Linked DNA regions of Homo sapiens: region 1 is linked to region 2. A link is a contact called in ENCODE Hi-C data. All regions are on one chromosome and are shown on one strand. Each heading gives the region's core, a stretch centred on a gene start or an enhancer-like site at or near the end of the contact. The rest is flanking DNA. Distances are from core to core; before and after follow the strand shown.

Region 1 (4,525 bases), core at 1,577-4,076, 190 kb after region 2:
ACACTGTACGACGAGTGTCACTGAGACTTGCAGGCAGAATAGTCAGGGCACCAGGCCATGTGGATAGTCACCAGCACCAGTCAGATGTTAGCTTCAGGCAGACCTCATGTGGGAAGATGGGGCCAAGGGCCAGCCTTTCTCCCACTCTCACCAACAATCAGTGGTCACAGCATCACAGGCCAGCTTAGAGCAAGAAGTGGCAACCGCTGTGGATGGGGAAAGGACAGTGAAATTTCACCATGCAGAGTTCTGTAGGCAAAAATACTGTTAAAAAAAATTACACCTCGAGGTTTGTCTGTTTCTTGTTTTTGTTTTGCACTGTTCCCGTAAATGTCATTTTCATGTGTAGACAAATCCAAATAAGGAGAAATCAAGTGACTTGTCCAAGCATTGCATGGCACAGAAGGTCACAGAGAAAGAACTTCAGTTCCTCTGTAGATACCTGGTTTCTGGTGGTGTTTTGTTTTTAAATTGTAGTAAAATGTATGTAGCATGAAATTTATGATTGTAGCCATTTTTAAGTATACATTTCTGTAGCACTAAGTACATTTACATTGTTGTGCAACCATTACCACCATCCATCTCTAGAACCCTTCATTTTCGCAAACTGAAACTCTCCCCCTGTTAAACACTAACTTGCCATTCCTCCTTCCTCCAGCTCCTGGTGATCACTGTCCTACTTTTTGTCTCTGTGAACTTCACTACTTTCAGGACCTCACACAAGTGGGATCATACAGTCTGTGTCCTTCTGTGTCCAGCATATTTCACTTGCCAATAATGTCCTCAGGGTTGATCCATGTTGTAGTGTGTCTGAATTTCCTTTCTTTTTAGGGCTGTATAATACTTCACTGGGGGTCTGTGTCCCATTTTGTTTATCCACTCATCCACCCATGGACACTTGGGTTACCTCCACATTGGGCTAGTAAGTGGAGGCTGTAAGTGTGGCTATGCAGATACCTTTTCAAGACTTTGTTTCTCCTTCTTTTGGGAAGTGACCCTAGTTTCTAGAAAAGTAGGCAGCATATTAGATGATTAAAACAGCTCTTTTTAACATCATTTTAGAGTTCTATTTTCAAGTTGCTGAATTGTACCAAATTGGGTTTTTATACAGTGTTGATCTAGTGTGACAAATATTTCTGAAATGTGGTTTTTGTTGGTCGACTTGAATATATTTCTTACAACGTTTTACACCAAAACTGTTTCTTCATAGTTATCTAAATGCAGATAGTAAATCCATCAGGCCCATTCTTGGCATCACGTTAGTTTTCTGATAATTTATCACATAGCAAGCTGTCAGTGTCCCTGTAAAAGATGTGCTGCTGCAGTTTGGAAATTCAAGTTTTGGAAATTATTTTTATTTTCTAAATCTTTAGAAAAAAATTCATTTTTTGAAAATACAACAGCTCTAAAATCTATTTTCCCAAAGCTTAACCAGAAACTCAAGCTTGGAGAAGGTTGTTCTGTTTTCCAGGGAACCCTGGGAAAATACCGCCTTGTTCAAAAGCAGCTTCCTCTTGACTTTGCTCGTAGTGTCTGCCTCCATCTGGAACCATGGTGTCTGTATATCATTTTGGGCAGGATTATCAGGCTGTTCTCTTAGACTTTTCTTCTTACTATTGGGAGAATACGCTTTGCAGTGACGCCTGTTGACCACCAGACGGCGGTGTGTCCATGGCAGCTCCCAGGTTCACTTGGGATTTGCTCCTTTGACGTTTGACAGTTCTGGCCTTAGCAGGGCCTCTGACGCTTTCGTTTTGTTGAAGTCTTACCTGGATTCCAGTATTTCACAGGATGATCTCTTATTAAATCTCATTTAAATGAAGCATAAATAAAAGTTGTTTTAAGTAAAAATTATCCCAAATCAAAGTAAATTATTATTTATTTATTTATTTTTGGGACAGAGTTTCGCTCTCGTTGCCCAGGCTGGAGTGCAGTGGGGCAATCTCGGCTCACTGCAACTTCCGCCTCCTGGGTTCAAGTGATTCTCCTGCCTCACCCTCCTGAGTAGCTGGGATATTAGAGGTGCCCACCACCATGCCTGACTAATTTTTTTTTTTTTTTTTTGAGACAGAGTTTCGCTCTTGTAGTCCAGGCTGGAGTGCAATGGCGCAATCTTGGCTCGCTTCAACCTCCACCTCCCGGGTTCAAGTGATTCCCCTGCCTCAGCCTCCTGAGTAGCTTGAATTATAGGCATGTGCCACCATGCCCGGCTAATTTTCTTTGTATTTTTAGTAGAGACGAGGTTTCACCCTGTTGGCCAGGCTGGTCTCAAACTCCTAAACTCAGGTGATCCACCCGCCTCAGCCTCCCAAAGTGCTGAGATTACAGGTGTGAGTGACCACACCCAGCCTAAATTCTTAAAACTATGAAATTTAGTACAGTAAATACATTTGGAGCTTGTTATCACTCTTTTCACGAGGCTGTGTGGAAACAAGCAGTGACGCTCTTCATCTGATGAAGAGACCGGAATGGGCCTTCCTCGGGCCTCCTTCCTTGCCGCCTGCCCACAGGTCCCAGTGCTCCTTTCCCCAGCAGCTTCATGTCTCCCCAGAGCCACTGGCCTTGCTCAGCCCCAGCCTCCCCACCCGCCTCCTTACTGTTCTTGTCCTTTGTCACAGCAACTTGAGCTGGTGTGGAGCCCTCCTCAGTCCTTCATAGCTGAGTGCTATGAGTCACCGGGAACAGCCATAGGGGTCTCGGGACATCACTCAGGACAGGATGGTGCCTGCATGTGAGGCTCAGACCCAGACCCTCAGCGTTCAGCAGAGTTGGCAGGACATGACTTAGAATGCCGAGGCTGGGATCAGGGTCAGGAGGGTGAGGCCCTGCACTAGGGCCCTGGCTTCACTCACAGGAAATGGTGACTGTGTGTTTTGGCTGCCTGCAGCAGGTTGGAGGGGACCCACTCTGCCTGAAACACCCCCTCCTCAGCCCTGGTTCCTCTCCGCCAGAGCTCCATGCTTCCCTCACCTCAGTTCAGCTCTCACTGCTGTGGGAAGCCTTCTGAGATCATGTGCTGGGGGCCAGGCATGCAAAAGCAGATGTTGCACTTCCTGACTATGAGGAGAACAGCCCAAGAGGCTGAGTTCAGCAGCCACATGCTGCATAGTGTGGGCAAGGACAGGAGGTTTCCTGGAGGGTGTGCAGTGGGTGGGCACCCTGTGGGTGGGCACCCCTGGGGGCTTCCTGGGGAGAACGTGCTGAATCTGAGTGCATGACCCAGGACCAGTGCTCCACAGATAGTTCCCTCACTGAGAAGGTTCCCCCCACCCAGAGGAACTATCTAGAAATAAACCTAATTTGAAAGATAGCTGACATGAGAAGTTCTTAAAGTAGAAGTTTTTGAATTTCTCCCAGCATTCCATCAACATGTAGATGGGTTGGCAGGGTGGATCTTAGCACCTCCTCTCCCAACCTACCTTTTTAGTTGAGTGGTTCTCAGAGTGTGGGCCCGGGGCAAGAGCCTCAGCCTCACCATCATCTGGGAGTTCCTTAGAAATGCACATTCTCAGGCCCCACTGCAGACCTACTGATCCCCACAGTGTGAAGGTGGAGCCCCCTGTCTGTTCTAACAAGCCCACCAGGTGATGGGGTGCGTGCTCAAGTGTGGAAACTACTGCTTCCATTCTTCCCGGCTTGTGAGTTCTCTTTTTAAGAGACTGAGGCAGAGACTGGACACCCTCCCCCCATAATCCCTGCCTTTTGCCTAAGAAAGCCCCTACACAGTTCCTCCCTTCTTTTCTCCCTGGAGGTAGGGAGGGGCCACCGAGGAAGCCAATGTCCTCTAGGTCTGCAGAGGCTGAGTGTTTTCCTCTGGGCCCCTGCGGAAGGGCCCTCACTGGACTCCACGTGGCAGCTCTTGGCTGCTGCATCCACCCTTTGTTAGCAGCCTGTCCTCACGGAGACCTGCAGCCAGAGCCTGCTGTGTGTGTGTTAGATCTCAGTGAAGTGATTCGCCCTGAAACGCTTCCTGGTGATGATCCCAGTTAACCAGTCCTCATCCTTCTGGGCACCAGATCAAGTGGATTTGGCTTTTAATCCCAATATGGTGGTCTAACCAGACATTTACTTAGATCACTGGTCTTCCTGGAGGATGCAGTTTTCTGGAGTCTGGTCTCCAGCAACTTGCCTTGGCAGGCCACGTGGCCTGGTGTGGCAGCTAAGCATAGGCTATTTTTGTCTTTGCTTTGCAGGAACGAGCTAGAGCGACAGTTTCTTGAATTGCTGCAGTTCAACATCAATGTTCCTTCCAGTGTCTATGCCAAGTATTATTTTGATCTTCGTTCTCTGGCAGAAGCGAACAACCTGAGCTTTCCCTTGGAGCCCCTGAGCAGGGAGAGGGCTCACAAGCTTGAGGTAAGATGGTTTAAAACAGCGTTTTGTGGTGCAGTGTTGCCAATACATCATCTGAGTACCAGAGATGCATGTGGTCACATTGATCATTTCCCCCACTACATGATGTAAAATAAAGATGAGCTACTAGGATATATAGCTGGGCAGTTGATTATGATTTGTTCTGCTTCTT
Region 2 (4,456 bases), core at 533-3,032:
AACATATCCCTGTCATTAAGGAAGCATGACTGTACCTATTTAAGTGGTGAATTTGATGGCATGTGAATTACAACTCAATAATGGAAATTGTAGAGAAGAATTTTTATGTCTGTAGATATCATATTAGAAATTAAAACTTGTAATAAAAATATACTAATTTAAAAAATAACATTATAATGTAACCATTATATGTTAACATACATTTTTATTTTAAAAAATCTTCAAAACAAAAAATTAAGTAAGAAGAGTAGCATTACCTTACATTTCTATTATATCTTTAATGTCTGGTTAGTAGGAGGCAGCAAGAACATCATATGTGCTTCTGTGTCAGTCTTTTGTGCTATGTTGCTTTGTGAAAGTATGTGAAGAAAATTCAGCCTTACACAGATGTGATTGGAAAAGAAAGGAGTATTGTTTTATGGACTTTTAAGATAACATGGATATTCTTTGACACTACCTCAAAATGTGACAAATGGTAATTTATTAAAGGTTAGTTGCACTGTGGAATCTGAAATCATTTATGTTAAAGTTTATTGATCTGTCTTATACTTTAAATGGACCTTTTACCACATGCAAGATTTTGTGTCATCATGCTTTGTCATTTGGGAAAGTATTGGTTCACTAATTTATGCAGATCTTCCAAATATTGACTCATTTCATTATTCTGTCTAAAATCACATTTGCTAATATCATCCCTGACCTCCTCAGAAGTCTTAATTATTGGGAAGCTTTCAAGCTCATGGTGGTAGATACGAGTTTTCCAGAATTCTGACTTCTGTGTGATGAGAGCCTGTGTCTTTTTGGTTGGCTTCAGCGGGTGTGATCTTGACTGTTTTACAATATAAAAGAAAAAAGGATTTTTTGGGAGAATTTGTGAGAATAGAGTGCTGGTGCTAAGTTGTCTATATGGGTGACTTCCTAGAAGAGGTTACCGGAGCCCTCGGTGGTTGCTTTTTTGGCTAGGGTGGGGTGTATGTGTGTTGAGAAAAGTTAGGAGGGTTTTTCTGTTTGAGCACGGAGCTAGAAGGACAGTAGAAGAGCAGAGCTGAGTGTTGGGCGAGGGAGATGAAGCCCGGGACGTGCTGGGGGAGTTAGAATATGTGTGAGTCAGGATGGCTTGCAGAGTGCTGTTCCACATCCTGCCCCGTTCGATCCTTACCATGATCTTACTAGTTAGGCACAGAGGGTGTACTGTTACACTTCTTTAGTAGGTGAGGGAAATGAGACCCAGAAATGGCAGTGGAATTGTCTAGAGTCATCTGGTTAGTTAGGGGTGGAATGGGTACCTGTCCTGAGCCTCTGCTTCCTAACTTATGCTGGTTTGTTTGCAACTGCACTAGGCTTGCTTTATTGGTGAGAAGCTGAGACAGAGGTTTCTCATGGCCAGAGTCAAGGGAGACATTGGTGGAGTTGATGCACCAATGCATTTTTGGATGAAGGTTGAAAGGAGTATGCAGGGTCTTTTACTTTGGGAAATGCTGTTGCCACTGTACAGAGGTGGGATGGACCCACACAAAGTTTGGTTCACGTGTCAGCCTGATGAGACCTCACGATGTACCAAGAGAGTAAGAAAAGGTGAATTATTCACATAGTAAAGCTTTTGGGGGAGAGCAGGCAGGCTCTCGGGTCCAAAAGTGTCTTGAGAGAGCAGGGAAAGGAGACTGGCTTGGCTTTTACATGATTAGGGGTTGGGGCTGGTCGAAGGCTTCCTTCCCTGCCCCCCTGGACCTGGATGGTTTGAACTTCCTGCAAGTGCCAAAGGAGGGGGCCCCAGGCTTTCTTATCAGCTTGCCCAGATGGGGGCAGAAGGGGAAGGTGGGGAGCGGTGGGGCCTGAAAACAGCAGTCAGATGTCAGAAATGGAGCCAGACTCTGTATTACAGGAAATGACATCTTTTCTCAAGGGATCTAGCAAGTAGCAATTTGATTCTAAATTCAAGACTTAGAACCAGCGAGGGAAGTGATTGAGTGAGCTACTGGCAGAACTTGTTGACTTAGCTGAAGTCTGCATGATCACAGCTCTGCATATCCTGGAACTCCACATTTCCTCCTGGTGACGAAGTGATGTGTTTCAGCTGATTTAGAATGTTGGCCTATTGAGAACAAAGCGAAGCTTGTGGGAAAAGAAGATAATGTGGTGCAGGAAGGCCCTGAATGCAGGGATGTTGCTTTCTTTTACTGAGAATTCTCTCGTGCTTGCCTTTGCCTTTATCCACCCCCTACCCCTTCTTTCCTTTTACCCTGAGAGTTGTTGGGAGGAAACTTAGCTGGGCCAACAGATGATGGAGCCGTCTATTGGAGGCTTTGAAATCCCACTTTACCACACAAGGAGGAGAAACATAGCTGTCATCTCCAGGAATTTTAGTACTCATCAGTCCCAGGCTGTCATATGAAGCATTCCACTCAGCGCAGTAAAAAAATGTGAACTAGTCAACAGTTTGTATGGGAGGACTACTTTGTGTTTCGAACGTTTGGACTTGGAACACTGTCCCAGATATTGGTTAGGTTACACTTGGAAGATGTTGTTTTGGAAGCGAGTAGGACTTGAACTCCAACAGATACTGGGTTAAGGAGGCTGCCAGGTACCAGTCTTAGATCCTCGAGGGCTTGGATCTGGAAGTGCTGCTCCCATTTTGGTTTGTATTTTGTAATGAATGCTTGGAGTCAGCTCAGGGTCCAATCATTGAAGCATTTATGTGTGAAACATTGATTATGCAGTGATTACTTGAGGAGGTGACTGGTGGTCACAGCTTATTTCTCTAATGTCTTTCCCTTTCTCTCCCACTCCTGATTTCCACCTGGGAATCCTATCCTTCCAGTGTGGAATGTATCAGAGAGTTTTAAAGCCCAAAGAGACCTTGGAGGTGATTATTTCTCTTACGTGTTGTATTTAAGGAACCTGATAATAACTAACTTCAAACATTTATTTCAGAAAGTTTCAAAACTATACAGAATTAAAGATAATAGTACGATGAGTCTCTATATTTCACCCAGATTTAGTAATTTTAAGATATTGCCCAGGTACAACTATCACATATAGAGCACTTCACATGCTTTACTTTTATCACCTCCCAATAGCCTTTTGGGGTTAGATACAAATATATTTCCTCTCTTGAAGATGAGAAAACTGACAGGCCCAGAGAGATTAAGAACCTTGCCTGGGGTCTCCCAGTCCGCAGCCAGCCGCCTGTGACTTCACCCTCTCTGCTGCACTGCCTGGAGAAGTTTTAAAGTTTGCCTGACATACACGGTCAGCTGAGGTCAGGCTAGAAGTGGAACCAAGAGATCTCACTCCTTCGTTGTTTCTTTTATTGTGATTTTCTGTGGCTTTTCTCTTTCCTTTATTCTTTTGATTCTTTTGCAACTGACTTTCTGGGCTTGAAGCGTCCGAGTACCATTTTAACTCTGATAGGCAGACAGCGGCATCCCAAGGCTGGGGTGGTGGGAGTGGTCTGCTCCAGTGCTGGTGATGAGGGGTGCATTGTCTGTGGAGGATTTAATAACAGTAATAAAAGCATCCAGAAGTCTGCCTGTAAAGTCTAAATGTCTAGAATTTTGCCTGCAGTTCTAAACAATGTCGGTGATATTCTTTCCCCCAAAATCTTTTGTTGGTGTTCTAAATAATTGCTTTATTGAGTTTTAATAATAGATACGTAAGCTTCAAGTGAGTACTTCTTGAGTACTTAGCCTTTAATAGATACTGTAGGCCGAGCGCCATGGCTCATGCCTGTAATCCCAGCACTTTGGGAGGCCGAGGCGGGTGGATCACCTGAGGTCAGGAATTTGAGACCAGCCGGGCCAACATGGTGAAACCCCGTCTCTACTAAAAATACAAAAAATTATCTGGATGTGGTGGCACGTGCCTGTAATCCCAGCTACTGGAGGGGGTGGGCTGGGACAGGAGAATTGCTTGAACCCGGGAGGTGGAGGTTGCGGTGAGCTGAGATTGTGCCATTGCACTCCAGCCTGGGTGACAGAGTGAGACTCCGTCTCAAAAAAAAAAAAAAAAAGAAATACTGTATGCAACATGGAGGTTAAATCTGACACTCCTGGTGTCAGATTAGCCCTAAACACATGGGGATTCAGCTGCTTGCATTCATTTCCAGAGTAACTTCTTAAGACTTTAGAATTGTTCAGAAAGCTTGCTTAGGACAGTCTTGTGTATTTAACTCTGTAGTATTACGTATATCTGTTTTTAAACAGTAGATTTGAAATAAATGATAGTGTTACTGATGACTATAATTGTCACTCTGTTTGATCACTTGGAGTTTTTGTCCAAGAGTCCTTAAAAATTACAACAGTGAAACAGAATGCAAACCATGAGGTGTAATATTTTTGCTTGGTAAGTGCAAAAATAATATCTGTAAAATTAAAACTTATCACATTTAAGACAGTTGTTTTAAAACTAAAGAACAAATCAAGAAAATAATAGTTACTGATTTTTACATAACTATTAC

Evidence for each region. A loop is a pair of places that touch in the nucleus more often than their neighbours do. Pooled maps may share reads with other maps.
Region 1: a map of B cell shows a loop between it and region 2 (13-fold over the local background). The contact joins two enhancer-like sites. A Hi-C loop is called at or near these places in 10 of 168 maps with a recorded cell type or tissue (B cell, CD8-positive, alpha-beta T cell, DLD1 and 7 more), 27 of 37 single-sample maps with no recorded cell type and 19 of 50 pooled maps.

Annotation. Positions count from the first base shown.
Region 1 is chr10:35,561,830-35,566,354 of GRCh38, forward strand. CCNY (cyclin Y) reads left to right here. Exons shown (of 10, transcript NM_145012.6): 9 at 4,194-4,356. Among named protein-coding and RNA genes, the nearest start is that of GJD4, 41 kb to the right of the region's middle. RefSeq lists enhancers at 2,593-2,702, 2,763-2,872, 3,143-3,222. Within about 2 kb of position 2,827, at least 10 of the 41 ENCODE cell types and tissues checked have a DNase peak (open chromatin) inside an H3K27ac peak, as active enhancers do; they include B cell, OCI-LY7, heart left ventricle and 1 more, where a contact is called at or near this core.
Region 2 is chr10:35,377,574-35,382,029 of GRCh38, forward strand. All of the region lies in intron 1 of CCNY (cyclin Y), which reads left to right. Among named protein-coding and RNA genes, the nearest start is that of CCNY, 43 kb to the left of the region's middle. RefSeq lists a silencer at 1,828-2,122. Within about 2 kb of position 1,783, at least 18 of the 41 ENCODE cell types and tissues checked have a DNase peak (open chromatin) inside an H3K27ac peak, as active enhancers do; they include B cell, OCI-LY7, heart left ventricle and 1 more, where a contact is called at or near this core.